Regions from separate parts of the Mus musculus genome. Here all the other regions are linked to region 2. A link is a loop called in an ENCODE intact Hi-C map of the cell type or tissue named here. Cell type or tissue: left cerebral cortex. All regions are shown on one strand. Region 1 overlaps Gdf10 (growth differentiation factor 10). Region 2 has its middle 14 kb from the start of 4930503F20Rik. Region 3 has its middle 38 kb from the start of Gm30031. Region 4 has its middle 82 kb from the start of 4930503F20Rik.

Region 1 (8,000 bases), 110 kb after region 2:
AAATATCCAGGTAGTGAGTCGATTTTTGGAAGTTTTTCAAATTTTTAATGTTTCATTATTACTTTCTGTTTATGTGTGAGTCCCTATACATATGTATGCATGTCTTGTGCTCAAGGAGACCAGAGGAGGGCATCAAGTCCCATGGAAGTGAAATTACAGATAGTCATGAGCTATTGTGTAGGTACTGGGATCCAAACCTGGGTCCTCTGCAAGAGCGGCAAGTGCTCTGAACCACTGAACCCCTCTGCAGCTCTAAGTCAAGGGTTCTTGAAAAATAACCCCAGCTCATCCTCTGCAAATGGCTGCCATACAGACAGATCTGTCTCTAGAGGAATGTAACACCTCTTCAGTACACGCCTTCTGGGCTTACAAGCTCTGATCCTCTCTCAGCTGTACCAAGCAGGTAAAACTTTGGTTGGAGAAGAAGGAGAAAATCACCCAGCCACTTTGGTCTTCTCCTGGTCTTCAGTGACTAAGGTGGAAACGACAAAAGACCTTCTCTCCCCGTCTGAAGTCTAGAGAGGACTTCCTCATGGCAGAGAGTTTACCTTGCTGTCAAGGCTGGGGTGATGGAGGTGGCTCTGGGGAACACCTGGTGGAGCCAGGAGGGAAGGAGAAGACTTCCAGCCGCCTCTGGAGAGCACGGCAGATGCACTGAGTGTGCCTGGCCCTCCTCAGCGTGGCCTTGCATCTCCAGAGGGCAATGTGAGCCTTGGAGTGGAATGACATACTGTTGTCCCCATATTGCTATCTCCTTGAAAAAACAGTTTTGGGGGGTGTTTGCTTTTTGTCAAGATGGAGTCTCACTATGTAGCTCTGGCTGTCCTGGAATTCACTATGTAAACCAGGCTGGCCTCAGATTCATCAAGATCCACCTGCCTCTGCCTCCCAAGTACTGAATAATAATAATAATAATAATAATAATAATAATAATAATAACAGCAATTTATAAGTCCTGGGACATAAAAAAACACCGAATGACTGCTTTTAATCCTATATCACTTTAAAAGGTGCTAAAACTGCAGCAAGAAAAAAGTGAAGATCTCTTATTTCACCTCATTTGGAAGCGTGATCACGCTCAACAGAAGTTGCCTTTAGAAACGGCATAGCTCAGGCACTATGAGGATACTTGAGGCAGGTCCTGTAACTAACCCAAGCTCTTAGTGAAGTTGTCAGTGACACTCATTTGCTCTTTGACAGCCAGTGAAGGGCAAACAGGGAACAGCGGGAGCTTTAGTGTTTTATATATACTTGATCATCACCCTCTGTCTCTCCCCGCTCCCTCTCTCCCTCCCTCTTCTCTCTCTGTGTCTCCTCCCCCTCCATTTCTCCCTATTTCATCTTGATTCCTCTCAACGGGATGAAGACAACCCCCTCCTTTTGGATCTCAGTGGTGCAAGTTCATCGAGGGTAACAAAGGGGGTCCCCTCACACCTTCAGTGTGAGAGCTGCAGGGCGGGAGGAAAGAGAAGTCAGCCCTTCCAAATTTCCCGTCAGTAGGAATTGTTTTGCTATCCCAGTTCTAGTCAGAAACCCTAGAAGAGGGTGAAACAGGTTGTGGTTTGTCTTTCCCTTGCAGAAATGATCGACCAAAAGCCTGTGTATTTCTTCAACTTGACTTCCATGCAAGACTCAGAAATGATCCTCACAGCCGCCTTCCACTTCTACTCAGAACCTCCACGGTGGCCCCGGGCTCGTGAGGTATTCTGCAAGCCCCGAGCTAAGAACGCATCCTGCCGCCTCCTGACCCCAGGGCTGCCTGCACGCTTGCACCTAATCTTCCGCAGTCTTTCCCAGAACACCGCCACTCAGGGGCTGCTCCGCGGGGCCATGGCCCTGACGCCTCCACCACGTGGCCTGTGGCAGGCCAAGGACATCTCCTCAATCATCAAGGCTGCCCGAAGGGATGGAGAGCTGCTTCTCTCTGCTCAGCTGGATACTGGGGAGAAGGACCCCGGAGTGCCACGGCCCAGTTCCCACATGCCCTATATCCTTGTCTACGCCAATGACCTGGCCATCTCCGAACCCAACAGTGTAGCAGTGTCGCTACAGAGATACGACCCATTTCCAGCTGGAGACTTTGAGCCTGGAGCAGCCCCCAACAGCTCAGCTGATCCCCGCGTGCGCAGGGCGGCTCAGGTGTCAAAACCCCTGCAAGACAATGAACTGCCGGGGCTGGATGAAAGACCAGCGCCTGCCCTGCATGCCCAGAATTTCCACAAGCACGAGTTCTGGTCCAGTCCTTTCCGGGCACTGAAACCCCGCACGGGGCGCAAAGACCGCAAGAAGAAGGACCAGGACACATTCACCGCCGCCTCCTCTCAGGTGCTGGACTTTGACGAGAAGACGATGCAGAAAGCCAGGAGGCGGCAGTGGGATGAGCCCCGGGTCTGCTCCAGGAGGTACCTGAAGGTGGATTTTGCAGACATCGGGTGGAATGAATGGATCATCTCTCCCAAATCCTTTGACGCCTACTACTGTGCTGGGGCCTGCGAGTTCCCCATGCCCAAGGTACTACTTCTATGTTCGGATCTTGTCCCATCCTAACTTGGCTCTGTCCCAATTGGCCGCCCCTCTACCTGCCTGACCTGTTTTATCATTTAAAAAAATGGAGATGATGCATCTCCTGTCTGCAGAGACAGAGACAGATGTCCCCATAATCTGTTACCATTTATTTGGTCTCATGGTACTTTTTTAAGTGTTGGTTTTTATTTTATTTTATTTTATTTATTTTTCTGAGACAGTGTCTCTGCATGTATCCCAGGTGGAGGGGTTTGTTGGGGGGGGGGGGAACATCCTCAGAGATTGAGTCAGTGCTGCCCCCTGGTGGACAACGTTTGTACCAGGGCTCTCCTGTTTAGCCTGAACCAGGAGAACTGACCCCAGTGATCAGATTGCTTTGAGGTCACTGGCTCTCCCAGTGAGCTGTCCCTGGCTTGGCACATTCAGTGGCCCTGAGCTTTCACCTTTCCCCAGTCTGGGTTAACTCCATCTGTCCATGCCCCTACAGCAGCCTGTGTTGCAGTAGGCTGGCCCAGTCAACCCTCAGCACCCACAACAGTCTCCATCTCAGTTAATTCTGCCGACTCCTCCGTGGTGTCTTCCAAGAAGGAAAGTCAGTTCATAAATCCAATTTGAACCTCAATAAACAGACCGAGTGGGAAACCCCAGGCCCAGATGTGGGCCGTATAATCTGTCTGGAATTAAGGGGCTTTCCCTCATCCATGCATGCACGAGAGAGAGGAAGGGAGGCGGCTGGCAGAGAGAGATAATCCGCTGAGGGGCTTCGCATGGGACCAGGACAGATGTGGGCTCACAGCGGCTGCTTTGTCAGCCTGGCTTACTGCCTCCCCACCTTCAGAATGCCAGCTGAACCCCACATGTGCTCCTGCCCCCTCTCTGGCTGCCTCCCCTCTCCTGCAACAGCACAAGGCTTCTTGTCAGCGACAGCTCTGATCAGCCAGGCAAGAGTCAAAGCCCATGACCTGGCTGGCTGTGTTCATCTTTTTTTCCAAGCCAGACCACTTCCTATGTGAGACACCTTGAGCATGTTTCTTGGCCATTTTAAGCCATGGTATCTGTGTCAGTACAACAAAGGTCATGTTGTCAATATGCATTAATAAGATGTCAAAAAGAGACTGTCTGAATGCTGCCCCTGTCACCCCAAGTCAAGCACATATTGAAATGCCTGTCTGTGGGCCCGTGCCACACCAAGCATATCATTTTGGTTTTAACCAGGTCACTCTGGAGGCATGTCTGCTGACTGGGTGAGGCATAGTTCTAGGCTTTCCCTTGCAAAAGTCTCCTTCCAGCTCCAGGTGCTCTTAGCAGGCGCCCCCAAGTGGCCAGTTTCATGTAGCAGATAAAATATCCCATTTAGGCTGGAATAAATGGGCAGACCCAGGAGCACCAGGACTGAAGCCTGTGACAGTTTCAGAGGAAACACGCCAGCTCTGGGCAGAGGCCTTTTCTTCCAGGCCACCCCTTACATGGCCTCCTTCGAGAAGCAGTGATAAACCGCATGCTCTGAGCTAACTGTCTTTTCTCATCCTGCAGATTGTCCGCCCATCCAACCATGCCACCATCCAGAGCATCGTCAGAGCTGTGGGCATTGTCCCTGGCATCCCAGAGCCATGCTGTGTTCCAGACAAGATGAACTCCCTTGGAGTCCTTTTCCTGGATGAAAATCGGAATGCGGTTCTGAAGGTGTACCCCAATATGTCCGTAGAGACCTGTGCCTGTCGGTAAGATGGCTTCAAGATAGAAGACAGACCTGCTTCATCCCTGCCCTGCAGAGTGGCAATCTTGGAGCCAGGGCTTGACTCGGGGAGGTTCCAGGTGCTAGACAGAGCTTACAGGCAGCCCTGCTGGGACCAAGAAAGATCTGCCCACCACATCGCAATTCTTCAGTTCTTCCGTGCTGGTGGTAGCTCTGTAAAGACGTGTTGAGTTCCTGGAAGAAATCTGGAATTAACTGTGGTCTGCAATTTGCCCATCATCCCTGCCCACACTTTTCAAGGCCTAGAAATAACGTGTGTCCTCAAATGTCAACTCCAGGCATTTGTCCTCTCAAAACCTAGAAAGACTATGCAAATCTTGGGGTACTCCCCCCCCCATGGCAGTTTAAATGCTGTTTTAAAACCCTCAGGCTGCATTCTAGAAACAGGGCCTAACCCATGGCACGAGTGAGTATTTTCTCTTACGTTTCACTACACGTGCTTTTATACATGCAGTATGCACATGTAATCACGGTTGATTTCTTCTTTTAATATATGTATTTCTATTTCAAAGCAAAACGGAGAGAGTCGATCCCATCCCCTGCAGAGGTAATAATGCAAGTTAGGTGTGGGTTGTCTAAGCATGTGTATGGAAATAATACATACAGTAATATGCTGGAATACTAAAAAAGTAACCAAGATTTTATATTTTTGTAAATTATACTTTGTATACTGTAGATTGTGAGTGTTCTGTGTTTTTATGGAAAGCTAATAAATTAAAGGTGCGGAGGTATCTGGAAAAACTGAATGTCACCATTCCACAATATCAATTATTCCCTTCTCCAGCCTGTAAGTCCCTACCCTGGGCTAGCATTAAAATGGAATATGGTTCCAGGATGGCACAGATACTGTCCTAGAGCTTCCTCATATCCCTAACCTAGTTGATTGGCAAGTGTCTGTGTCACCTTTGGTATTAAGTGACAGGAGCAGGTCAGTGTGATAAAAGCAGAAGGAGATTTGACATATGCAGCTAGGAAATATCTCAGGAGCTCCACAGTTCAATAGGAACTGGAAGGGCCAGACGATCTCCCAGAATCCCTGTCCCCAAAGGTGACCCCAATGACTCTACTATGAACAGCATTGGTGTGATGCTGGCTTTCCTTACAGTGATTATTCCAGAAGCCCTGGGTTGGGCAATTGTCAAGGAGAAAAGAGGTGCAGCCTGAGACAGACGCACCACAATCCCTTCAGCCAGGGATAGGGGCACAACATTGGCCAGGGACCTCAGCACAGAGACCTACAGCTGCCAAGGCTTGCTAAGGAGGGAGGGAGGGAGCTGAGAAGCAGCTGGGGCTGCCGAATTCAATGCTCTCTAAGGTAGTGTTCCAGGAAATGCAGGTGAGGCGAGGAAGGAGACAAGGAACTGTGCACACCAACCCTCACCCAACCACCACATCCATTTGGGCTGGGCGCTGCTCTGCTGTTTGCAAAACCCTTCACTGAGTCCGGCTTTAGGGAAGGGAGATGGAACGTCTGTTTCCAGCCTGCCCCTTCATGAAATGCTACCTCCCAATTCCTGGGCCTTCTGCTCAGGAGGCCCCAGTGGCGTGGGAAGCCTGGGCAGCCTCGGAGGAAGGCTGCAATGACCGAATTGTGGTCTTGGTGAACTGCAAGAGCATCCAGAACAGGTAAGTGGGAGAGACATAAACGGGACTTGATGAAGTCTGTCCACATCCTCACATCCCATCCCCTGAGATGCTCCATGTGCCCTAGGACATCTGCAGACACAGATACCCGCGCCCGTTAGCCAGGCAAGGAGGGACTATGACCTGCCTGCAGCACGTGACACCTTAGTCCCCTATCCCCGAAGGAATGCACAGGAAGCTAAATGAGTCCTTCCAAGCTTTTACAGATGGTGTGGGAGTCTCAAGCTGACCTGCAGACTTGGCGCTTCGCTTGCCGTGTCACACACGGTTGGAACATGGTGGAATATAATTATGTGAATAGCAAAATAAATTAATACCAGGGCTTGAAATGATCCCGCCCTTTCTTCCAAATATTAGATTCTGCTTTGCCTTCCTCACTCAGTTTTGTTTTTTCCCCCAATGAACTGCTTTCTCCCTTCTCATAGCTATGATATCTTCACTTAGTTCTTTCTGACATTTGTAATTTCTGGGAGACCACTGGGATTCTCAAAGGCCTGCAACCTCTCCAAGTCTTTGTCTCTAGACGTCTGGGATGAGTCAGGGCAACGTGAGAGGCTCTGACTGAGATCCAGGCGTGGGCAGGGACATGGGCAGGGGGTCAGGCCCATGAAGGCTGCATAGTACTCATGGGGGAAATATGAACGGTGAACCCCACTCTGTGGTGGGAGGAGCTGGTGTCATCGCTGAACACCTCTAATTTAGGAAGCAGCCTCTTTTTCATATGTAGCATCTCAGAACACATCACCAAGGACACCTCCCTCTTCCCTGCAGTTCTTGAGAGGCAAACCATGCCCGATTGTTCAGAGGAACAAAAATACATCCCTGTAGGAGCTGCATGGAGTAGCCAGAGGTAGGGAGAGCTGCGACTGAGAACCTGCTCCCAGTTGGCCCTTGATAAACACTGAGCCACTCGCCTGGCCGGTGACAGTGCCCAGACAGCACACTGCTTAGAACTGCAGTTCTCAAAGTGTGATGTTTGAACCAGCCACACTAAGCGCCTAAGAGCTGGTTGGAAACACAGAGGCTCAGAATAGATCAGAAAGCTGTGTGATCCCAGCAGGTCATTCCGATGCACGTGTTCAAACCTGTATATGAAATATGCTTTTATTTACTAGTGGTCGTGTGCTTTTCAGGCTCTCTCTCTCTCTCTCTCTCTCTCTCTCTCTCTCTCTCTCTCTCTCTCTCTGTGTGTGTGTGTGTGTGTGTTTGTGTTTGTGTGTGTGTGTGTGTGGTAGTTTTCTTTAAGCGGAGAAGTTTTGATGAAAGAGGAGAATTGTATGAGTTACAAAGTGAAACATGAAAAAGCAGCTGTCCCTCAGAATTAGTGGGAGATGGGTTCCAGGGTTCCACTACATACACCAAATCTGAGGATGGTTAAATCTCTTTTATTAAGTAGCCAGGAGAGATGACTCAGCAGGTAAAAGAGCTTGCTTCTCCTTCCAAGGAGCTAAATTCAGCTGCTATCGCCCATGTCAGACAGTTCACAGTTGCCTCTAACTCCAGTTCCACAGTATCTGCCACCTTCTCTGGCCTCTGGGCACCAGCGCTTACATGACACACACACACACACACACACACACACACACACACACACGTACACATAAATAAAAATAAGTTTTAAAAAGCATAAAACAACAACAAAGAAATGCAGAAATGAAAAAAATGCCTGCTCCTCTGATCAAATCGTTATATTGTATATATGAATGAAAATGCTACATTGCATCTTACAGATATGTGCAATTTCTATGTGTCCATTGAAAGTCAAAATACATTTTAAAATAAAATAAAATCACACCAAGTTGTTATACTGCATTGTTTAGGGGAAGGAAACCTCCTGCAAACACAAATCAAATGCAGGGTTGTTTGGGTTTTTTTTTTTTTCAATTGTTTTTAACCCCAGGGTGATAGCATCTAAGGATGTGGAATCCATAGACACGGGGAGAGGCAGCTGTATAGTTTAGTGTGTCCTTTGACACATAACCAATGTTAAATATTTGAATAAATAAATAGAGCTACTCAGCCCCTTTTCATTCCCAACTCATGCAGTCAGATTAGAGGAGGGAGCCTAGGACTAGAT
Region 2 (8,000 bases):
CTTGGATAGATCTGTAAAGTCATCAGAGATTATCTTCAGTGTGCTTCCCACACATCCTCGGTCCTCCTGGCCTTTTAGACACCAGATGGTCATTAACCTTAAACATGTGGGATCTTATTTTGGCCACGTGTCAAAAGTTGAGTTGATCTCAAAGTACCATTTGTGGACCTCAGCTCAGAACTTAGCCAACAGACATCATGTTAAGTAAGCAGGTGGAAAAGAGCATGTCATGAGTCAGACACCAGGCGAGCAACGGTTCGTGGCAGCACAGCTTACATATTACCAGGCCTCACGGAAATGTCCGCATGGCTCCAATCACCCATACGTGCTCTGGCCACTCCGGGACACAAATAGTTTCTACATGATGTGCGTACTCATTTGCAAGATCCATGGCCAGCCCAGAAGGAACACTGCCTGAATCATTGAGAGACAAGCCAAAAGATCCTGGTGCAGATACCGATTTTGAGACAGTTTGAGCTTCCTCCCAGACTCTCCGTTTGTCCACATGACTGCAATCCCCAAGTTGGTAGTCTACCTTCTGCAGACCCTCTGCACACCCTTTCCCCTCCCCATCAATTCCTCATTTCCTTTCTCCCCTAACGGGTCTCCCAGGGAGAGAAATGAGAGTCTGAGGGAATGGGCCAAAGACTCTTCTGCCTAGGGAACATGTGCTGACACTTCAATTGTTCGGAGATCCCAAGCTCCCAAACGGAGCAGCCAGGCTCCTTCCCCTCGGTTTCAGAGGCCCACGCGCAGTTTAGAGAAAATATGCTCCATGTGTTACTGATCCATCTCCAAGCAGCTCATCCAAATGCTGGGTTTTAAGAGTTTGTAGATACACATGATCCATTTGGAGTCAACTTTACAAGCCTTCTATGCTTTCATTTATATTGCAGGAGGAAGCTGGGCTGTGCCAAGAGTAAGTGTACTGGCGTCTTCGGAGGGTCAGATTAGGTCTGGAGCACTGGAACCAGGTTGAGTGGAGGGGCCATTTAGAAGGCTCTCTCATCTCTGCCAAGGCTCTAGGTCTCAAAATAGGGGGAAAAATGTCATGGGGTGGGAGTGAGTTCAACATCTCCAGTCTCGATTTGACCCTTTCCTCAGAGCTCAACAATACTAGAACAGAATCCAGCACCCCAGAAAATCCATTGCCATTGTCTTTGTGGGGTGGTTGAAATGAACTTTGAGCATAGAACCATTAATTTTTGCCTTCTGGTTTGGAGGTGCTGTGGGGGGTCGAGGGCGAGAGGGAAAGAGGAGAGCAGTTCCTGGTGCTAACAGATACAATTAGCTTCCTAGCTGTCAGCACATAATATCCCCTAAGGGTTAGAGCAGGGGACATTCTTGGGGATCAGAATCCAGCCCATTTTAACTTAACATCAGTAGCCAAGAAGAAGGGAAGGAAACAGTCTTTCTGAAGAGCCACATACTTGGGACAGAAAGTGGGAGGGGACAAAGGCTGCCAGGAGGATACAGCAGACTATATATCCCTCTTTCGTGTTGGAAGACTCCAGCAAAAGTATAAAAGGTGCTGCTCAGGGTCTACTCAGAGCCTCCCTTTGGCTTTGGAACAGATCCACGCACAGCTATCTGTGTGGAGAAAGAAGAGTGCGCATCAGCAAATCAGAATTCAAGGTGCTGGGAACCATTCCGCTTCCTGTCATGGGGCTGGCAGGGCAGAGAGCAAGTATACAGCAAGCCTGGCAGTTTGGGAATCCAGAAGGATCTACCCCTTGAATCTACCATTTAGAGAGTAAGTGAACTTAGTCAAATCTCTATCTGTTTCTGCCTCCGTAGCATGAATACTGACAAACCAGGTGTACCTGTTGACAAACCAGCATCTTTGCTGGGTGGTTTTGACACTTGCCATTAGTCTCAGTGCCAGGGAGGCAGAGGCAGGTGACTGGTCTACACAGTGAGTTACAAGACAACCAGAGCTACACAGCGAGACCCTGTCTCAAAAACAACAAAATAAAACAACAACAAATCCAGTATCTTCAAATCCAGTGATGGGGGAGGTAAAAAAAAATTATAAATGGTGCTGTGTGAGTGATGAGCAGGTCTCCACTGGCAGGTGACAGACCACACCCTCTGGGGGCTCTACTTTGCAACTTAGTGATTGGGGTCCATTTAAAGGGAGTCCAGGTAAGGTCTTTAGAACTTGTGCAGTAGACGTGTGTGGATCAAGGAAAAGGCATTAACATGTGATCCCGAGGTCCCCGAGTCCACGGTTTATGTCTCAGTCATGTGATGTAAGGCAGGTTGCTGACTCTCTCTGGGCCTTGGCTGCCACAACTGGATAAAAGGGGCTTATGACAAGGATGACCAATGTGAACGTATCAGGCACCACAGCATGTGTACTGACGTGCACCATGCAGCTTCAAGAAGTGGGGATCACCAGTGAGAAGGAATGGTGAGTTCTGGGACCAGTGTAGCTATGAGAAAGGCACAGATGTCCCCACTGTCAACTCTAGTGGGAATCTCCTCACCATGAGAGCCAAACAGGACAGACCATCTGCTGTGGTTTGAGTGGGAAATATGCCCCCTCCCCTGCCCCAGGCTCGTATAACCACCTGGTCCACCATGGATGATGCTGGTTTAGGAGGTTGCTGAACCTCGGAGGCACAATGTCTAATTTTAGTGGCCACATAGCTGTAGACATAAGCTCTGAGGGTGCTCAGCCAGCCCTACCTCTGGTCTAGCTTGTTTCCCTGAGCAGACCATGTATCCTCCTGCCACCAAGGAGCTGCCCACCCTTCCTTCCTTCCTTCCTCCCTCCCTCCCTCCCTCCCTCCCTCCCTCCCTCCCTTCCTCTCTCCCTTCCTTCCTCCCTTCCTTCCAAGCCTTCCTTCATGGTTATAATGGACTGTACGCTCTCAAACCATGAGCCAGAATAAATCCTTCCTCCCTTAAGTTGCTTCTTTCCAGAAATTTGGCCACAGAAAAAAGAGAAAAGTGACTAACTGGTATGTCATCTCCGGGCAGCTAGGATACTCCACTCTTAGGCAGCGGACACTTTACATTCTATGTTATCATAAGTCCACTGTCAAGGACAGAAATCCCTGTGGGACTGCAAGCATCATCAAGTTTGGGGAATATCAGAGGCGCTATTTACTTGAGGACATGTGTCTGTCAGTCACAGCATGGACTTGGTTGAGTCATTTCCCTTGATTTCCTGTCTGCAAAGCAGAACACCAGAGGCAATGAAGGAATGTTGCAAACCATCAGGCAATGCCAGCTGGTTTCTCAGAAGCTAACCTTTTTCTTCCTGAATAAAATAAAGACAGACTGTCTTCACTTTTCTTCTGATGGTGATGTCTTTGTGGCCAAGTATATAAAAACAAAGTCAGGTTCACCCATGAACCCCATTTTCTGGCTGCCAGCTGGAACAGGCCAGAGAGAAAATGAAGACCAGTTCGACATAAACATATATGTCCAGTTGGGCTTAGTAGCACACACCTACGATTCTCAAACTTGGGTGACCGAGGCAGGGGAATAGAGAGTTGGAGTTCAAACTGGCCTTTCTGGTGAGATCATTTGTCACAAACAAAAACAAACACATTAAAACAAGTAAGGGCTTTCCCCCACCACCCCTCTCCTGCTGCTGCAGGAGGAAAGCCTACTTCCTCACAGGCTGGGGCTCCCTCCCTCTCACTGGCCTGCCTTGCTAGGGGAGGCTGCCAGCTGCTAACAGAGCCCCTATTCACCACTGCCTCTGAAGATCAACAGAGCATTTCCCTATTGCATGCTCGGGCTCACAGACACCAGGTTCACAAGGAGTTAGTTTCTTAAGGGCAGATTTCTTCAAATTCTATTTCCTTCTCTCTTGCTGGTGCCCAACCCCCATATCCGCGTGACTGAACGGGAGTCTCTGTGGCCAAGCTTTTCTTGGATCGAGTGAATCAAGATCAATAAATATCTGTGCCCGAGCCTGACTTGCCCTGGCGCCTCGCTGTGTTCTGGAACAAGAGCTCTGGCTGTGTGCAGCAAGCAGCCTCTGCGCAACCTGAACTGTTACACACGTCTGAGTTGTGTGGGGACGCTGGGCAATCAGAGGGACATGACCCTTCCTGGGTGGAAATGAACCCAGAGGGCACCCTCTCAAGAGGGATTACTGGTCTTGATGTTCAGGCCCTGTGGCTGAACATTTTCATTTTAAGATTCGTGGATTATTTCAGGTGTAGGCTATCCAGACGCATGTTTATTAAAGTCCAGTACGGTTCTGTGAAAGATCAAAGAGGAAACTGTCCCCTCTGTCTGGTTCCAGCTCCTTGTCCACTCTTTAAACCTTTCTTATCACCTCGTTGAATCCAGAACTGTTTTTGAATCAGCGTCTGTGCAGCCCAGATCTCCCTATGTATCCCAAGCTTCCCTGTTCAGCTTCCCAGCTAGACGTACGGGCATGAGCCATCCTGGCGCTGATTCATGCTTTATCCTCATTTGACTTAACTTTTCAGCAACAATTTTTTTCGGGGGGGGTGGCCTATCACTCATCCTTTGCAAACACTCATTGCGAAGAGCTCGGGGAGTCCTCTTTCTTTTACCACCTGGCCTTTATCCCCCCTCTTCCTGGTATAACTGGAGTGTGTGGATGACAGTGGGCTGACTCATACCTGCCCCTAGGTGATCATGGGCAAGCAATTGGTTCTAAAAGTCATCATTTCAGCCCCAACCTTTCATACAGGCCCAGAAACCAGCAGGCAGCTATCCATCTGGAGTCTCAAACTCAGCATGACCCCAAAGTAATTGGATGCTCTGTCCCTCTGTCCCTCCTCCCTGGCACAGTACTCAATTCTTCCTAAAATACACTCCTCTCGTTTCTTTCTTTGCTTTATCTATATCTCACAATCCAAAATAAGTTCTTTCTTTACTTGTTCCTTGTCTGTCTCCTCCATCAAACTGTAAGCAATCCAAAAGAATAAGCCAGAGCATTTGATGCTCAGTCCCATGACCCACGCACTCCAACAAAAAGTGTGTACTAAATGAATAGATAACACTGACTTTTGCACTGCTTTTCTTCCCAGTTCTCATAAGAACAATAAAGGCATATCTGCCGCATTACCTCAACACATGATAAGTTTTCTTTATTAAAAAAAAAAGTTACAGCCCCAATATCTTGGCAAAGCAGTGTCTTAGTAGAATTGAATAAACGTGCTTTATTTTCATTGTATTTTAAAATATAGTTCCTTTCTACTTATGGGAAGTATTAATGGTTTCCTATTTATACTTGCGGCATAAAGTTCCCTTTCAACTTTATTTACATAGGCAACAGCAGTGAATAGGTTTTAAAGACTGTATTAAATAAATAAGGCAAAGTTGGACTTCAGTACTGGGTGACCGAAAGTAGCTGCCCGAGGCTGCCAAGAAGTTAAGAACCAAACACTCTAGCCTATCCTGTGGGCTTGCACATTCTCCTCAGCTTACAATCAGTTACACCCTTTCATAGCCATCAAAACTTGAATGTATCACAAGCCAAAAAATACATTTAATTTACCCAGGTTACTGGACATCCTGCCTCCAACAGGCTTAGAACACTTACGCTAGCCTAGGGCGGACAAACTCATCCAACACCGCTTATTTTGTAACACAGGATCAAGTGCCCCGTGTGACTTACTGAGTGTTGGGCTGAACTGACAAAGCAGAGTGTCTGTAACAGATGCACGTTCACACTATTGTAAAGTCAAGAGCTCTTACGTCAAGTCAGCAAAAGTCACAGTGCGTGGCTCAGCTAAGCCGGCTCTTTCAGCATCATCTTAACAATAAGCTCATGGAGACTGACCAGTCACTGCCCTGGCCTAACATCTACATGGAGCTATGTGGACGGGTACAACACCCGAAGAGACCTGGCTTGGGTTTGTCCTCGGACATACTTGACACAGGAAGGGCAGTACCCTCCTGCCACCACTCACCAACACACCTCACCGTGTGGACCCAAGCAATCTCCAGAGGGCTGGGTAGCTAGACTTGTCTGATGACAGCCCTACCTTATTTTTCAAGTTGGGAGTCAGCCCCACTCACCAGCTGCAAGGAAGGCTCCCTGATGACATGGAGTCTGATGCTTCCTGGGTTTTCCCTGTCATGCACAGACCATACAGGAGAGCTGACAAAGGCTTCTGTCTGACTCCTTACCAATCTGTTCCAGATTCCCTGAGCTGGGGACATACCAATAGATTCATTGAGTGCAACCATAGGTAGTCGTAGAGTTGAGAAAACCATAGGCTTTGGGGGCCTCACTGTAGCCTGTAGGCTTTATCTCTCCATGGAATATCTCTGGGGTATATTGACTTTCTGTGGGGCTCTGTAGCAAATAAGATCTTGTGGGCCATATAATCTAACCAAATTATGGGCTGAGCCACTGAGATCAAAGGAACCAACAGCCATGTAAAGGAAGGACACTCCCCAAAGCCAAGCAGCCAGCACCAATCAAGCACTGGCTCCAGGTCGATCCAGGCATCATCCAGGAGTTCTCCAAGGCAGAGGACATCCTGCAGAAGAGCAAGAGTAAAAGGCACAGTGCCTACAGGTGAGATGGATCTGCAGAGCAGGCACCAAGGGTGGAACACAATAAGGCAGATGGAGTGTAAACAGACCAGGATGATGCTGCCCTGCTCAAGATACAGCTCTAGTGACCAGCCAACTGATAGAGTAAGGGTACAGGAAGCATGCAGGCCATCTTCTCATGTTGACCACAGTGCAGCAACCTGGGATCTCAGAGGAATGGCTAGCTTCCTCTCCATGGGCAGACAGTGAGTAGATGAGTGTTTCCTAGATACTATTTCTCCCTAGCTAAAGGGTAAGCTGACCTATGGCACAGGCTCCTTTCAGTCTTTTTTGGATTCCCCAATTATGACTACTACAAACTGGAGCAATGAATCAACAGAAGAAAGCTAAGAGGCGCTTTGAGCTCTTGCTCCACTTGGGCCATTGCAGGATTCAGGCTGAGAAAGCACAAGGCAGCAGACTACTCCATACTCCGTTCTTTTCAGGCTTCATTAAGCATCTCCACCACAGGCAGTGGTGTGCTGGGTCACTCCTGCTAGTCCTGGCCTGTACAGTGGCAAGGGTTGACTTTCCTGGGGTCCACTTCTAGGATGAATTGTTTCTCGGACCTCATGATTCCAAAGCATCCTTAAGGATAAGTAGAAACCGAGGCCAGATGGTTGTAGAGGATCCAGGCCCAATGTTCCCAACTTGTACCTCCTCATGCTACATAGCATAATGTATTCAGTCTTGAGTCATATTGCAACATGGATCATTGGTTGAACCTTTTGTTGATGAGTAACATTCTTTTATGTAGATGCAACATAATATATCTATTTACCTATGGATAGGCATTGAGTAAACTCTAGTTTCAGTAACTGTGACCCAAATATCTATAAAATTTTTTATATGGGATTTGACTTTGTTTTCTCTTAGGTAAGTATTTCAGTTCAGCAGAATGCTGTCAAGAAGCAGAACCATTGCAAATGCTTACCCAGCTCTGCTTTCTTTCATGCCCTCCTAGCACTGGAATGCTTGGGATTCTGTGCAATGTACAGAGCAGAGGTAATAGGTGAGCACATGAATTTCATATACATCCACACCATTGTAAGCATTTAAGATTTTTCTTTTATGTGCATGAGCGTTTTGTCTGCATGTATCTATGTGCATCACGTGAGTGTCTAGTACCTGTGGAGGCCAGAAGGATGTATCAAATACCCTGGAACTTGAGTTACAGAGAGCTGTGAACCACCTTGTGGGTGCTGGGAAACAAATCCAAGGGCTCTTAGGAGTAGCCAGTGCACTGAACTGCTAAGACATCTCTTCAACACTGGTTGTAAGCATTTAAGAAATATTCAAAACGAAACATTTTCTATAAGTGATGATTCAATTCAAGTTACCTGGAACCTAGTCATTGGCGATGTCGTCACTGGGACCCATAGCAGGTGCAGCTGAAAATTTATAATTAGCTCTTACATTGCTTTCTAGAGTGGTGTTATTACTTTGTATTGCTACCTCAA
Region 3 (8,000 bases), 60 kb after region 2:
AGCAGTCCAACACTTACTGGGAATAAAAAATAAAGAAGTTTACTTTAAAATAATGATGTATTTGTGTAATTTTATCATTTATTAAAGATGAAAGACAATTTGCAGACTAATGGAATGGATATATTTTTCTGATTTTTTTCATAAATCATTATATTTTGGCAAACATTCAATGCTGTGATGTACAGAAAATCTTCAGTGTCCTTTAGAATTGTTCAATATTCTAATTTTATAGTATCGTATGCCAAGAATGATGCTTCACATAAATACATTGCAGAGAATGACAGGAGTGTGTTTAGGGCTATTCCAAAGTGATTGGAAATTCTGCCCTAATCTCAAGCCAAAATTCATAATTTTTTAAAAGTGAAACTTAGGTCAGAAACACAAACATAATTTTTTAAGCTTCAAACATTGTACCACTTTACAGGCTGACACTTACATGCTAAGGAGCAGTGGCGGGAAATACTGAGTCTTTGTTTTTCATAAGTAAGCCATGGTTTTATTAGAGGGGAAAACTTTGTACAGTAAAATCACTACAGTTCACAACACACAACGGTTTGGATCTAAGCTGAGGTGTTTCACCCTTTGCTGGTGTTGCACAGGGTGGCAACACTATCCTGTTGTATGAGCAGTGCTCAGTGAAGATGTGATGTGTTTGGAAGCAAGGCTAAGGAGGGCTCCTTCCGTGCATCTGGGGAAGGTGCTGCTAGCAACGCCTCAGATTCATCACACATGTTTGATTTTGAGTTAACTTTTGGTCATTGAATGTTCAGAAGCCTTTCACTATTGCTAAATTGTTCATGGACCCCTCTGTTTAGTTATGCAACCCCATGGTCATAACTCATTGTTAAAGCAGTTAGGTCCTGAAGCACAGGCGAAGCAGCCAGGCTGGACCCCTCTGAGAAACATAAAGTCTAGAAGGGCCTCTTAGTATACCAAGACAGTCTTCAGGGAAGCCATAGCTGAGGCAAGCAAGATGCTCAGTCCTCTGCGGATTTACAGGCCCCCAGGGACAGAGCTGAAGCATTTTATACAGAACTAGTCACAGCCTGTGATCTTTTGAAATGGAGCAACGTGGCCAAATGGCCTCTCTTTCCAGTCCAGCTAGCCCTCTCTATGGATTACCCCAAGGAAACTCTGACCCTAGCCCACCAAGCCCCAATTCCTTAGGCAGAGCTCTGTCTGATTAGTCACCAGAAAATGCTTATGTGGGCACAGGCCACAAGGTCTAGCATCTACTTCTTAGCTGGCTGATAGTCCTCATAGAGTTCCATGAGAGCCCAGATGACATCTGACCATAATGCTATCAGAGCAGAACAGTCCCTCTCAGGCCCTTTGTCCTGACACTGGGCTTACCAAAGGCAGGAGGAGCACTCTCAGCCCTAGCTAAGAGGGCTCTGGCAGAAGTATAAAAATCCAGCCAAACAAATTAAGCTCTTTCCACCGGTGAGTGCTGATCCGGGTTGTCCACTGGTGAGTGCTGATCTGGAGTTGTCCTTCTGGTTCTTGTTATGCTTGGGAAAGCCACACAGCTTCTCTACTCTGAATTTTTGGAATCTAAGAGATGTTCTAAAATCATTTTATCTCTAACATGATGTTACAAGCAGATATTTCCACTCAATGAAACTTTGTTTTGTCCATAAAGTCATTGAGATTATTATAGAAGCTACTTGCAGGCTCTTTGTATGTGATGGACTGAAACACAGTGATAACTCTTGTGTTTAAACTTGCCTCCTGTCTTCAAGATATCCCACTGTGTATATGCAAATATTCCAGTTTCCAAGCACTCTCTACTTATGTGTTTTGGATAAGGGATACCCAACTTTCAGTAGTCCAAAGGACTTTAACTCTTCAAGTTTCTAATGTACCGTCATAGCCTTTCCACTGTCCTATGAGAAAGACAGACTGGTTCCTCATTTACAGAGAGGATTGATGCTTAAGGAGTCCATGCGACAGGTCAGCAGTCTCTGACAGTCCAGAGTATAAAGGTGACTGTTTGAAGACCAGTGTGTGGGATCTCTAAGAACTTTCTAGCTTAAGGACTGACCTGGGCCCCAATCCCTGCCTGCATGAGAACAACCCTGAAGAACGCTTTCAGAACAAAGCAAATGACCTGCAGGAGCCAGAAACCCTGCACGGAATCTGGATTCTGTGTCTGAAGCCATTCTCTATGTTCATATTCAGAGTATCTACTGGTGCATGATGGCTGGTCTTAGTGACTCCCAGCTGCGACTTGGGCACAGGCACATTTTTGTGTGTAATGAGTCTAAGTCTTGCTCCCTGTCTCCCTCTGCTTTTCATTTAATTGTCAACATGATGCTACAAGCAGGCATTTCGGCACCATGAAAACCATTGCAAAACCATGTTAACATCTGAGCTCTGTTCTCACCTTTAGTGTGGAGATGATGGAAGTGCCATGTGATTCAGTGAGACAGGAGCATGGCTCTCTAGCTCAAGTGTCCTTGCCCAAGCTTACCATGCCAGTGCTAATGCCTAAGGCCTGCTGGAGGGGCTTGAGCAGCTGGAGCACATGGCTAGCCCAGCACCGCAGAGGGTGGTTGCCCCGGCAATGTGAGCAGCCCTTTGAAGCTGGTTCTTTGGCAGGGAGGAGGCTGGCTGCAGTCTAGACAATGTGGATACTTCATTGAAAACAGATGCCCAAGACCAGAGTGTCCTTTCCTGTCCTCACCAGGCTCCCAGGCCTTTGTGAGAATCCCCCGGGCAATGCAGGCCAGATGGGACAAGGGGCACAAAGAGCTCTTGGTGGTGCAGCGAGAGGCTGTGGACTGCTGGCCTCAGTGTTTGGGAGTCTACCCCTTGCTTGTCCTGATCCTGAAGCACGGAGCCATTTCCCACCACCAAAGCAAGTTCTTTCACTACATGGTGTCCCTCATAGGGTGAACATAATAAGAAGACAGTAAAAGAACTCGGTTGTTCAGAGTACAACCTTCTATCACTAGTAGAGCAACTTTGGTCATTGTCAGTGGCGTTACCTTGCCTTACCACCTCCTGTCTCCACTCACATGGTTCTTCTTAAAGAAACCTAAGGGCAGCAGGTAAGGGGGAAACTAGGCCCAGACTCAGGGAGTGTTGGCACTGGGGCAGATGGACATGACCGGTTGTGCTTGGAGACTTTCTGTAAACGATCAGGACCAAAGCCTTCTGAGCTGGGTGTTAAAAGCCAAGATAGCTTTGCAAGGCTAAATCAATGTATTGAGTCTTACTATACTCTACACACACACACACACACACACACACACACACACACACAAACCCAAAGCAAAGTTGTGTGGTTTCAAAGGAAGACCTTTCCATGGTAGTCTTTGGCCATGAAGGACAGGCAAGGAGAGGACCCAAAGTCCAGACCTTCTGGTCTATTGTATATCACCCTCACCAGGCCCCTGGAGATGATTATGGCTTTACAGTCTAAGCCTTCCATCTCTCCATCAGACCCTCATATCTGACCTATGCTGAAGAAAGGAGGAGAGTCTCTACCCTGCTTTCTCCCTAAGCCTTTCTCAGCCTTGGAGGCGACAGCATGTCTAAGTTCCACATAACCACTGTGTTGCACTCCCATGAGTACGCATAACTGACACATGCACAGGTACAAACAGGAACACCCATATACACATTACCACACACACACAGTGTACACACACACACACACACACACACACACACACACTTCTCCCTGATACATGCTTCTGAAGTGTTGTGGTTGAGTTTGCCTCCATAAGAGTCGTATACCTGTGGTGAGCCTAGGTCTCTGAAAGTCCAGATGGAAGTGGCTGGCCTTCTTCTACCCTCTCCTATTGATGGGACTACAGTCTACAGTTTGATTTGGGTTTGGACCTGTCTGCTTTGAAGACTGGCATGGGTCTTAGATTCAGTGATGGTCACACACCTTGATCCACTTGGTCCTTTCCATCCCCAACACTAGTCAGTGCCCCTGTGCCTTTTTCTTACTTCCCTAGCAGGGTTCAGCAACTGTACACTTCAAAGGCACCCGCTCATAGGTACTTCCAGGCAGTCAGGTCTTCTCCAAGTTCTGACTGTGGAGCAGACCATTCTGAGTTAGTACAAATCTCTCCTGAGGTTTTATCTGAAAAGATAATGATGGGGCACAGACAGGAAAAGGGGAGAGCTCCCAGGCAAGACTCAGTACACCCAAGTCAGGAGATGACTTACCACAGCAAAGACTTAGAGCTGCAGCTGCAAGGACATTGGGAACTTGGACCCCAGTCCCTTCTGAGAGTCTGCGAGGATGTCCCCCGCCAGTCCCTATTATTTCTAAAGCCAGAGAAGGAATCCTGATGCTTCCCAGTTTTTCCTCTTCTCCATCCCTGTCATCATTTGGTGAGTGGGACAGAGATATGCTGGCCCTACGGTGGGGCTCTTGTTTCTTGTAAAAGGCCTTGCCTTCCCAGAGAAGCTGGAGGGTCCACATTCTATCTACAGCACTGAAAAACAAAACAACAGCCAATCACATATCTGATGAGGGTCCAATATTCAAAATGTGTTATGCATTCTTACACCCCAATAATAAAAACCAGATAGCCCGATTAAAAAGTGGGCAAAACTGTTAAATATACATTTCTCCAATGAAGATATGAAAATGGTCAATATGCACATTAAAAGACACTGGTCAGGTCCATCATTAACAAAATGCAAATCAAACCCACAGTGGGGGATGCTGCTTCACAGTGGGGGATGGAAAGGCCCCATAACCAGGGCTCATAAGGCTGCGAGGCTGGAGCCTCACTCACTGCTGGGGGGTACTATAAAATAAAAACACTTTGGAAGTTCCTCAAAAACTTAAGCAAACTCTATGATTTCACTCTGTGGCACATGCCTGAGGGAGCCGTGCCCACACATCGTCTTATAGATGAGTGTGTGGAACAGTGTTACCCAGAAGAGATAAACAAAAGGCAGCATCGCCCCCGAGATCCACGAAGGGATGCGTGGCTGGACCAGTGTTGGCTCGTCCACAGCTCAGAGATGGAAGTGCCAATGTGAGCGCCAATACTGAGGAGCTTTGGAAACTACACTAGCCTGCTGATTGTACTCTACGTCAAAGCAGCCAGACAGACACAGACTAAATATGTGTTTCCTTCCCTATGACCCGTCCAGAACAGCCAAAGCACAGAAACAGAAACAGACTCGAGAGTGCCAGGGAATGAAAGGCAAGAGGCTAAGGAGGCATCACTTAATGAGTGTGGGGGTGTCTGAGCGGAGACTGAAAAGCTCAATGGCTAGTGAACGGGTGGATGCACACTGTGAGGATTTAAATGTACTTGTCTTGGTATTTTTAAATAGCTCATGTTCATTTCTCCTCTGTTTTAAAAGTCACATTTTCAGGCCATGCTTTAAAGGGTCTCAAGGACTTTGAAAATCATTGTGGGGTCACAGTTATCTCCAGTACCCAAGTTCCCCCGAGACAGAGTAACCAGAAACAAGGCAATGCGTCTGTGCCCAACCAAAATTCTAGGCCCAGCCAAAGCCTTCCTGGGACATGATTGCAACATTAAGTGTAAGGAGCCTGGTGGGTAGATAGACACCAGTAAGTGGCAAATCCCCTCTGCCTTAAGTTTACTGACTGCTTGGGGAATGAGTGAGACAAAGAACAAAGATTCGGGGGCCCCCATCTCTGAGCCCTGCCAATGGACCCGAGCCTGGGAGAGTTTCAGCGACTGGTTTTCACTTGAGCAATAGCATCCTCATCCAGGGTAGCAGCAGAGGGACATCTGTTAGGAGAAGCTCTCTGGTGTGGGGTGAGGGCTCAGGCTGGCCTCTGTCCCTACCTCTTCTCACGGTCTAGGAGTAAAGTACAAATTACCTGCCCTCCCTTGTGTCACTAGCAACAAGAGAGTTGGGTTTTTTTTTTTTCAGTTAGCACTAACATTCACAACATGGTATGAAAATACCGCATCACAGAGCTGCTAGGAGAAATGTCCCAGATGCTGCGCTCAACACTAGGCACAGAGAGACTTGAAGTGTTCGTGGTTCCCAGTTTGTAGAGCCTGGAAGGTGGCAGCACCCCTGTTGCCTCACATTGCACATAGGTCCAGACGCTTCTATCTTCTGAGACGTCAGCAGAACTGCGACTCAGCAGCCTTCATCCGGCTGCTTGAGCCTTCCCTCCTCACTCTGTCAGGGCATCCTATGCCTAGACGGGCAGAACTCACACATGGTGAGTTCTCTTGCACGCTTTCAGCCTGACAGAGGAAAGCATCAGGCACGCAATGCCCAAGAGTAGCCAAGTATGTTCAAAGCTGGTGGGGCTTTGAAGGGGGCCAAATGCATAATGCACAATGGATGTTCGATGCATCCTAAGGGGGCGTTGCAGCTCACATCCCCACCGGGTCAGTTTTGAGCTGTGGGACAGCAGACTCCGGACTGCTGGGAAAGATCACTTCTGCAGAATGTGGTGATGAGGGAAACCTGAACTAGAGCCCTGGCACAGTCTGCCTGCCACTCAGGCGGCCCTACCCAGTCCTGACCACGATGTGCTGCATAAGAGACAGAGAAGTCATCAAAGAAGACATGGAGGGGAGCTTAGAGAGAGAGAGAGTACCAGGGCTAACCTCCTATTTTAACTCTCCCTTATACAGAGTGCTTGCTGCAGCTTCCTGCAGGAGACACGTCGTCATCATGCATGGGGTAGGAATTTCCAAGCTGGAATTCTCCTTCTGGTCTCTTCTTGGTCTTCATGTTGACAAGGAGGCCTAGGAATGAGAAATGATTTGTCAATGAAGTTAGATCACAACTCTGTGTTTTATCATTCATGCCATTTCATATGCATTGACACATTTCGCCTGGCTTCCAAGCCACAAAAACTCAAGGATGGTGAGAGGGAGGAAGATTTGTGGATAGGGTGATGGCAGACAGGGTCAGCACTGGAAGAGGCTCTTCTAGGAGGAAACGGAAACTGTGCCTGTGTGAGTGTCCCTTAGTCCGCCCCTAAGCATGTCCTGGGTTTGAGATTAGGAAGTGACTGGCATGTTGCCATTCGGCCATCTGAGATCTTCTCTGTCTCCTGTCTGTCTGTGTCTCTGTGTCTGTCTGTGTCTCACTGTCTTTCTGTCTCTCTGTCTCTATCTCCTATTTGTCTGACTCTGTCTATGTCTGTCATTCTCTCTCTCTCTCTCTCTCTCTCTCTCTCTCTCTCTCTCTCTCTCTCTCTCTCTCTGCCTATGTGTGTGCATGTGTGTGTGCACATACCCATGTGGTGTGTGTATGTGTGTGTGTGTGTGTATGTGTGGTGTGCATGCAACCATGGAGCACATATGTGGGTCAGAGGACCTTCGTGGTTTGTCCTCACCATCCACCTTGGTTAAGATGGGCTCTTTTACTCACCACAGCACACGCCAGGCTAGCTGACCCCTGCCTCAGCAGCTTCCTATCTCCCTATTGGAAGAGAAGGACTAAAGACATATGCACTATTGTGTCTTTTACATAGGTTCTGGGCATCCAAACATAGTCAGGTCATCAGACCTGTGCAGCAAATGCCCCAACCTCTGAGTTGACTCCTCTCTCTTCTCAAAGACTCTTCACTCTCCTGCGGAAAGGTGGTACTAGCAGAGCCAGAGTTGTGGGTAAGAGAGGGGTTTCTAATATGGCACTGAGCCAGCCTCCTGCTCATCATTCATTATCCTGAAGCCGGGCTGGAGGACTGGAGGGAGGTGAGACTGTGTTTCCTGGGAGACAAGTCCAAACTATGATTCTTCCCTCATCTTCTCCCACCGTATGGGTTCCCACTGTGACACAGAAGCTCGAAATGACCCCACAGACACCCAAACCTCCCAGGTCTGGGCAAGAACAGCCAGCTGGCTACCAGGGTGTTTTTGCATGCGGCCAGGGGCCCATGGTGCTTGTTCTGGCTGGGGTTGATTCACTGCAACAGGACTCTGGCCCGAGTTATTTTGAGATCCAGCTTCATGATGGACGGATGTGACAGCTTTGTTCTCTCGGCCCCTTTGATTTGTGAATCCCCCTTTGTGGCT
Region 4 (8,000 bases), 96 kb before region 2:
TTGCCTGTCTTGACGTAACTGACGACAGGCTGCTTGCCCACTCCCTTGTTTCCTTAGCATTCGAAAATTCCGGGCTAGAATCCAGAAGGGGTCCTGACTGCAAAACCTGACTCAAGGGCCCTGAAACCAGGTGACCCAGGTAAGGACCAGTCACTCACATTAGCTTCCTTGTTTAACCCTTGTGTCAAAATATGATTGGTCAATGGAATGCCCACCCTATCCACCTTGTTTTGTGTTCCCATCCTATAAAAATGTTGTGCAATCTCCCTTTGGGGGATGTGGTTCAGACCCCAAACTGGCCACTGCCCTGCAAGCACAGAAAATAAAGTTTTCATTTTTCTGCTTCTGTCTCTGAAGTGAGTTTTCTCGGCTTCCATCCTGAGTCCAACAACAGCAGGGTCGTCACATACGGGGAAGCAGGAGAAAGGCAGGGAGGGGAGATGGGGGCTTTGCTGAGGCTGTAATCACCTTACTTAGCTTCCCGGAATGTTTTGTGTGTTTTACTCCAAGCAGGTACAAAGGCAGTCCATGTGCTCTGTGCAGATATCTGATGTACATTGAAATGCTTTTCTTTATTTCCGGGACTCTCAGCCAGTGTTTGCCTACAGTCTCTGAAATATATAAAAGAATCTAATTATGCAAAATCCCCCCCAGACAGCTACAAACAAGAAGGAAGCATATCTCCTGGAAAATTTTAAATTGCTGTTATCACAACTACATCCACAAGATTTAGAAGTGCCAAGCAAAGAGGGAGAATACGAAGTGGAAAGAATTTAAGCTATGACAACATTTGAGTATGAAATATAGATTTCCAAGGTTAAAGGCTCGAACAGCATGGAAAGAAAGGAAGTGGGGGTGGGGTTAGCTTGCTCATCCCGACTTTTACTCTTCTAGCACCCATTCCCAAAAGGAAAAATAAAAAGCCCGTGAAATCTTAAAATTTGTTGCAAACTGCTATAATAATCTATTGTCAGCAAAGAGTAGCTCTGAAGACGGCCCCTCCCCCAAGTAATAAGAGGCCAGGAAAATTCTAATGACTAGAGCTAAGTAGTTGCTTTCGTGGGAGGGTGGTGTTGTCCACCTGGCTGCTCTCTTCTCTGTGGGTCAGGCATTTGATTATCCACAAAGTTGGCCTAACTCTACAATGATAAAAACGACAGCCTCTAACCTGGGACGGAGGACCTTCTAATCCACCTGTAGCAAAGTGAAACTAAATCCCCATCTCTCACTCTGTACAACCAACTTGAAATGGATCAAATATCTTGCTGTCAGACCACACATTTTAAACTACCAAAGAGACATACTCTACCAGCATAGGCAAGGATTTTGTGAAAAGGGCTTCAATAGCATAGGACATACCCTTGGGAATTTGAGAAATAGGTCATATGAAACTCAAACCCCTACAATACATCCAGTCCATTGGAAGTCCCTCTGCTCCCCTACCTAGGAGTGTGGTTATGTTTTGGAGGAGCCTCAGGGGAGAGCAGCAGTTGACTCTAGAGTCCTCCGTCCACTCGGTTGGTTATATTCTTATTGCTGTGATAAGACAGCTGACAGAAACCGTCAAAGGAAATCCCCTTTTCTCGGTTCAGAGTTTCAGCTGTGGGGAGAGTACGATGCGGGGAGGGGTCCTCCACTGTAGGAAAGCCTGTAGCAGGGGTTCTTACGTGGTGATCAGACTAGGGAGCCGTGCAGCCAGACCATAACCACTGAAGCCCAAGCACTGCAAGCCCATGTCCTCCAGCTCAGTCTCCTGCCTCGAATCTCCCAAAACGGTGCCAGTCATTGGGAACCAGGTAATCAAGCACAGTGTTTTTCATTTGTTCAATGTGCAGAGACTCAGGTGTGAAAAAGAGTTGGAGCCTAAGTCCCCTTTCCAGTCACTGGATCAACATACCAGAGCCAGAGTAGGGGACATCAAGTCTGGCATTTTCCATTTGTAGGACTGGCTGACCAACGCGCAGTAGATACGACACTCTGGAGATTGCTGTCTTCAAGTCAAGATACTGGCACATGCCCTGGGGTCAACAAGAAGCTGAATGTGCCATGATTCCCAGGTATGCATAGCTGTTGCCACATCTAGACACTGGCACACACTCCAATGATCACCCATACTTTTTTTTTTTTTTTTTTTTTTTTTTGGTTTTTCGAGACAGGGTTTCTCTGTATAGCCCTGGCTGTCCTGGAACTCACTTTGTAGACCAGGCTGGCCTCGAACTCAGAAATCCGCCTGCCTCTGCCTCCCGAGTGCTGGGATTAAAGGCTATGATCACCCATACTTAATCTGACTTTCTCTACATCCATCCCTTGTACTCCCATAGGGCCAGAAAGTGACCACTGGGGCTGAATAGGCTGGCAGGGAAGGAAAGGACAACACATGAGTTCAGGCTCCTAGCCCAGCCTGTGCTGAAGTTTGTTGGAAGGCAGAGACAAATGCCACCTGGTAAGGCGGGACACTCTCAACAACCTCTATTAGAAGGGTGTCACTGCCAGACGCTCCTGAGACCTTCCCTGCCTGGAGGGGGTGAGGACACAATTCCCACCACAACAAACTCCACAGTCTGCCCGTGTTCAGGAGCATCCAGAGGGCAGGAAGGAGGTATGATCAGGAATGACTTCCCCTAGGGACAGTCACTGATTCCCCAGCATCTCACCCTCAGTGGAATTCATGGAAGGAAGGAAAGGAGAAGGAAGAAAAGAACTCAATTCTGGTTTTTCACCAATAGCGTAATGGAGCCAAAGGGATTTTCTTTAAGTCAAGTTGATGCAGAAGAGTAAACATTTCCATTGGTCTCTCCAGCATATGGACTGCCTCAGTGCCTCAGCTGCCCTCTGGAATGTGTGGGTGCTGGTTGACAGATAAGTTTAGGCAGTGGCTACACACCACCGCTAGTCACCATGTCAGTGCCATGTGACATATACAATTTTGTGGTCACCTTTCAGAAAAAAAAAAAGAAAGAAAAACCCTAGGGACCCAGAAATTTGAAGTACATCTTGCTAAGGTCCTGAGGTCTGCAGTTAAAATGTGGAGACTCAAACCTCAGTGCCTCTGACCTAACCCTATGACATCTGACACCTGAATCTTCTTGACGTCAAGGGAGGTGAAGATCTGAGGAAGGAGCGGTGGCCCTGATTGCCCAAGAAACATATCAGACAGTCAGGACCTCTGAGGTGACTCTCAGGGTAAACCTGCCCCTCATCAGGTCCAAAGTTAAGATCGGAGACGTTGATTGAGGAAACAACTCTTAGAAGAGAAAGCTTGCCTATCCAGGAAGGTCTGGAACATGGCGGAGCTCTCCAGAACCACAGAGCAGCACAGACCTCTGGTTCCTAAGGTGGGTGGAGTTCTAGGTACCAGGGATACTTCACATTACGTCAGGTGTGTGCTTGTGAGTGTTTATCAGAAGTATTCTGTTATGGCTGATAAATGCCTGTGAAAATCTAGGTTTCTACTACACAGTCACCCTAAGCTTGGGATGGGTGGAGCCAGAGAGCTGGCACCCAACTCCTGTTCTTCACGGACACTGTCCATGCTGTCTTGCAGCTAGGAGTTCTCAGACCCTTCAGCCCAGCCTTTGTGCTTCATCTACTTTTCAAATGAAGCATTGACTAACAGCACACAGAAGTCTTAGTTGATATTTGTTTCCCAGGAATTATATTTTATAACCAGTCAGCTTTTGTGGAACTTCAGTTTCCCCGGGAGGAGTGAGCACAGGCTGGTGCTAGCGACCATCATATGCAGCTATGATGCACATTCAAATACAAATATTACAGCTATGGGTCAAACACCAAGTGAATAAACCTATGTGATGATATTCATCCAGTTCGTGTGACTGGGCCATATGGTGAAGAGAGAGGAGGGGACTTCTGAGACCAGCAGGGGAGGAAGGTGAAAGGTCTCCTTAGTTTGGCAAAATGTACAGGGGAGACATCATCTCCGTAAGCTTTCATCAGATATCTCAGTGTAACACACCACACACACACACACACACACACACACACACACACACACACACACACACACACGGGCATGCCAGCTATGTGCACATTCACCACCACCACTATTCCTTCTGCACACGCTTTCGCTCAGAATTCTGTCAATTATCCTTTCCAGCTGTCTACGCTCTGGATCCTACCATGGCTCTGCTTTGCTTTGCTCCCCCAACCCTTGGCACTCCCTGTCACCCCACAGCCCCCACTCTCCTTTTCCTGTTCCAAGCCAGGAAGAGACAATGAGAGGGAATCCCCAGCTGACAGCATGACACACTGCCCATCAACTTGTGACAGGCTTTGTTCCCAACATTATCATAAATCTCTCAAATGCACAGGAATTCAAAAGCACCACATGACACCCAAGTTCTCCTGACCTCATCCCGTAGCCATTTCCATTTAGCGCCCCCCTCACCCCCAAACTCTTTATTTGCTTACGTTTGCTGAAGTGCTTGTAAGTTTTACACATCAAATCCCTGTACCCTTAAACAACTCAGCTCGTATTAAATTTCTTTCTCAGTACAACTGGTACACTCATTATCACACCCAAGAATAGCACTGCGATATCATCTCACACCCAACAGCTCATTAACAAATTCTCCTAGCTACTCCAGAAGGGAGATTTTATAACATCTTTTGATCCAGTGTGTGAATCAGGTTCGCACTGAGCTGGCTTCTGTCTCTGTCGTTTGGGTCTCATTTATTCTGTAGCCTTGTCCTGCCATCATCTTCTTTCCCTTCCCACGGGCGGTCAGATCCCCAAGGACGAATGGCAAACAGTGGTTTCTATTAACATACCACAATGCTCCCTTAGTCCCTGTGGCTCCTCTCAGCTATTCTTCCCATGTTCCCTACTCCAATCTTCCTGTAGAAGCACACCCTTCCTCCGTGCTTGCTTCCTTCTGGCTAACATGTGATACTCTCAACTATTCTGAAGGCAGGAGCCTGGGTTGCAAGGTGAAAGGTAGATAGACTGGAGTCACCAGATGACCTCCTTTGTCTCCAGCCCACAATGGAAGGACATTCTGGGTATCAGTCATGGTGCAGGCAGGATGACTACAGGGCAAGCATCCATATGTTTCACATGACCTGATTACAGATGTAACCTACAGCTACAGGAAAGACAACCTGGAGGCCAACAGTCCCTGGGGCTGCAGGGCTGTGTGTTTCTAGGGCTGTGGCCTGATTCCTTGGGAAGAGCTATGGAAGCAGGCTTGGGCAGAGAGAGGCTTGGGTCGAAGGCAGTTCCAACAGATAGCTCAGACAGTTCTATAAGAGATGGAAGTTCACACGCTGCTCTGTGGATCTAAGCAAGGAGCTGTTCCTGTTCCCACACTCCCTTTTCTCAGACACGAGTCAGCCCTAAGAGTGGATCATGGCCGTCACTTTGAGATCAACACTGTCAGCAATCAGGGGACAGGGCTTATAGGAGGCGTTGGTCTTAGGGATGCTACACAAAACCCCAAGTATGACTCTCTGACTATGGGGGAAATAATCATACATTTCAGCTTTTGAAGACAGTAGACTATCGTGGTTTTACTTCTTTTTAATGAACAAATGGATGTAAATAAAGAGTGATAAAAAGTCTTTAGAATGTTCTAGAATGATTTCACTTATCCAATGAGGGCATAAATAAAAGAAGACACTGTTAAAGTCTACCCAGCCAGAGACTCCCTGTGAAGTCACTGTGGAAATAGGAGTCCCCATGTGACTTTGCACTGTCTCTCTGGAGTTGGGTAGAACAGGCATAACTTAGCGTGACTCTGTGAGGCTCAGTCGGGGCTGGCTGGCATCTGGATGGATAGAAACTGGAAGTAAGGCTAAGGCAGGCTCCTCCTGCCAGTTGTGTAGTTCCAGGCATGGGTTAACAGAGCCCAGGATTCATGAAGCATAAGGACCGACTCAACATACAAGCTCTTAGACATGATGGCAAGGAGGACAGTGACAACTGACATTCATTTTGGAGCTTCTTCGTGCCAGGGCCTGGATGCTTTGAACAAATGATCATCATTAGTCTTTTAGATAGCTTCATGAGGCAAATACTGCTTTTATTTTCATTTCACAGTTAAGGACACTCCCACAAGAAAGCTTGCTAGTAGTTCAAGTCCACAGCCAATACACATTCAACTGTTATTTAAACCTGGCCAGCCTGGCTGGATTAACCTCACCCAGTCCCTGTTTTTGTGCATTCTCAATACTGTTCACTGAGTGGCTCAGGCTAAATTCCCTACAAGTTCTCTTCTATTTTATCTTCAAACACCCTGCAACTAATTCAGCAGCAGAACTCACAGCTCGACTAGGAAGGCGTGTTCTCTACAGGGCACACTTGTCACAGCTAGGCTGGACTCAGATATAGACAGCTCTAACCTTCCAGTGGCTTAAGACACCAGGTTTATTTCTTGCACTCAATGGGTGTTTCTGCTCCATTTTATCCCCAAGAACTCACAATGGAAGTTTCTAGAATATATTTTACCATAGTAGGATAAACAAAGAGAATTGTTCCCAACCCTCTCTTAATTTGGAGTATGTGTGCTAATATTGATCATTTGCCAGTGTCTGAATTCACAGACTGGGGAGTGCGGTTCTGTCATGAAAACACAGGTAGGCAGCTTGACCTACTGTGTCAGCCACTTCGGGGAGGTCTTTGTTGTGCACAGCATCTCCACATTCTTGACCTGGTTCTGACTGTGACCTCTATTCTCTTCTCTGACCAACAGCCAGAGTGGTCTTCTGAACACAAATCTCGTCACTTTATTCTTGACCTTGGAAATGTCACATGACTATCATCTCATTAGATGAAAGTAACCTTTTACAACATAGTCTACAGGGTACCAAAATAAAGGAGGTCAAACAGCAGCCCTCTGGTTAAAGCTGCAGATGCTTTTCAACTAATGCATCTGACCAAATCTGGTCCTCAGTCCATTTTGTCAATAAAGTTTTATTGGAACACATCACAGCCCATTCAGTTATATACTGCTCCTGACTGCGTTCATTGTACAAAGGTAGAGCCGAACGGATACAACAGAGACGGTTGTACTTGAAGAAATGTAGAATATTTACCACCTGTTCCCTTACAGAGATAATTTGCTACCTCCTGCTTGAATGGCCTGAGCCCAGCTATTCCTTGGACTTCACCTTCTTCCCCACTCTCACCCCCCACCTTCCCAATCCCTTACAGTTTCGGCACTGAGCATGGCATTTCTCAGCAATAGCACCTCTTCAGGGGCCGTTTTCCTTTCTTCCTTGTAATAACCCCCTCCACTTGAAATTGCATGACAGGGCTATTCATGGGTTTCTGGTCTTCTCTTAGATCTTGATTTAGGGCTGAGAGATCTAGAGTGGTTTAAGAACCCTGGCGATTCTCTCACAGAGTCTCTGCCATCTAGGCTTCGAGTGCCAGGCTAGCCAGGCCAACCAGGCTGACCAATCCTCTCTTGGAAAGGACAGTTTAAGTTTTGGGCGCTAAGAACATGGGAGTTTTCGCTGCTGCCTTATGTTTGAGGATTTTAATACTTTCATTTTAAGATCAAGGTCGTGTGTGTGTGTGTGTGTGTGTGTGTGTGTGTGTGTGTGTCTGTCTGTCTGTCTGTCTATCTATCTGCCTGTGTTTCTGTCTGTATGTCTGTGTGTCTGTCTGTGTGTGTTAGCATTTCCAACGTATTTCAGTCATTTCTGGGAGGCAAACTTTGAACTTCTCTGCAGGCCCCAAAGAGAACAATCTGCTTTGACTTTGAAGCCAAATAGAATTTCTGAAAAGAAAGTTACAGTCCATTGAGAAATCTCAACAGAGCGTGAAGAGCAGAGGGCTCCCTGTGGTGGGACTGCAGCTGAGCCTGCCCAAGCTAGAGGGCCTGGCCCAACAACCCAGGCAACCCTATGCAGACAACACAGGGCAGGCAGGGGTTAGGAAGGCATCAGGGGCCACCGTGTGCTCAGAGAACACAGCTGGGAGAACGCAAGCATCCTCTTCCTTCCTGCTGTCGGGTTTGGGCATTTTCAAAGGGGTACAG

Evidence for each region. A loop is a pair of places that touch in the nucleus more often than their neighbours do. Peaks named below come from ENCODE experiments on the same cell type or tissue, not always from the same donor. Only the 100,000 strongest peaks of a DNase experiment are listed, where the experiment ranks them.
Region 1: a loop joins it to region 2, with 4 times the contacts of the local background. A loop is called at or near these places in 4 of 42 quality-filtered maps.
Region 3: it touches region 2 in a loop (2.1-fold over the local background); 4 of 42 quality-filtered maps call a loop at or near these places.
Region 4: it touches region 2 in a loop (2.0-fold over the local background); 3 of 42 quality-filtered maps call a loop at or near these places.

The regions. Positions count from the first base shown.
Region 1 is chr14:33,930,266-33,938,265 of GRCm38, forward strand. Gdf10 (growth differentiation factor 10) reads left to right here. Exons shown (of 3, transcript NM_145741.3): 2 at 1,580-2,511; 3 at 4,057-6,249. The coding sequence ends at 4,248. Among named protein-coding and RNA genes, the nearest start is that of Gdf2, 6.8 kb to the right of the region's middle. In left cerebral cortex, CTCF peaks have their summits at 2,854 (motif pointing left) and 3,847 (motif pointing left); DNase peaks (open chromatin) are centred at 2,844, 3,840 and 6,686.
Region 2 is chr14:33,820,818-33,828,817 of GRCm38, forward strand. No RefSeq gene overlaps it. Among named protein-coding and RNA genes, the nearest start is that of 4930503F20Rik, 14 kb to the left of the region's middle. In left cerebral cortex, no CTCF peak of the experiment used is centred here; a DNase peak (open chromatin) is centred at 3,810.
Region 3 is chr14:33,880,662-33,888,661 of GRCm38, forward strand. No RefSeq gene overlaps it. Among named protein-coding and RNA genes, the nearest start is that of Gm30031, 38 kb to the right of the region's middle. In left cerebral cortex, no CTCF peak of the experiment used is centred here; DNase peaks (open chromatin) are centred at 2,603 and 4,943.
Region 4 is chr14:33,725,115-33,733,114 of GRCm38, forward strand. No RefSeq gene overlaps it. Among named protein-coding and RNA genes, the nearest start is that of 4930503F20Rik, 82 kb to the right of the region's middle. In left cerebral cortex, no CTCF peak of the experiment used is centred here; DNase peaks (open chromatin) are centred at 1 and 4,592.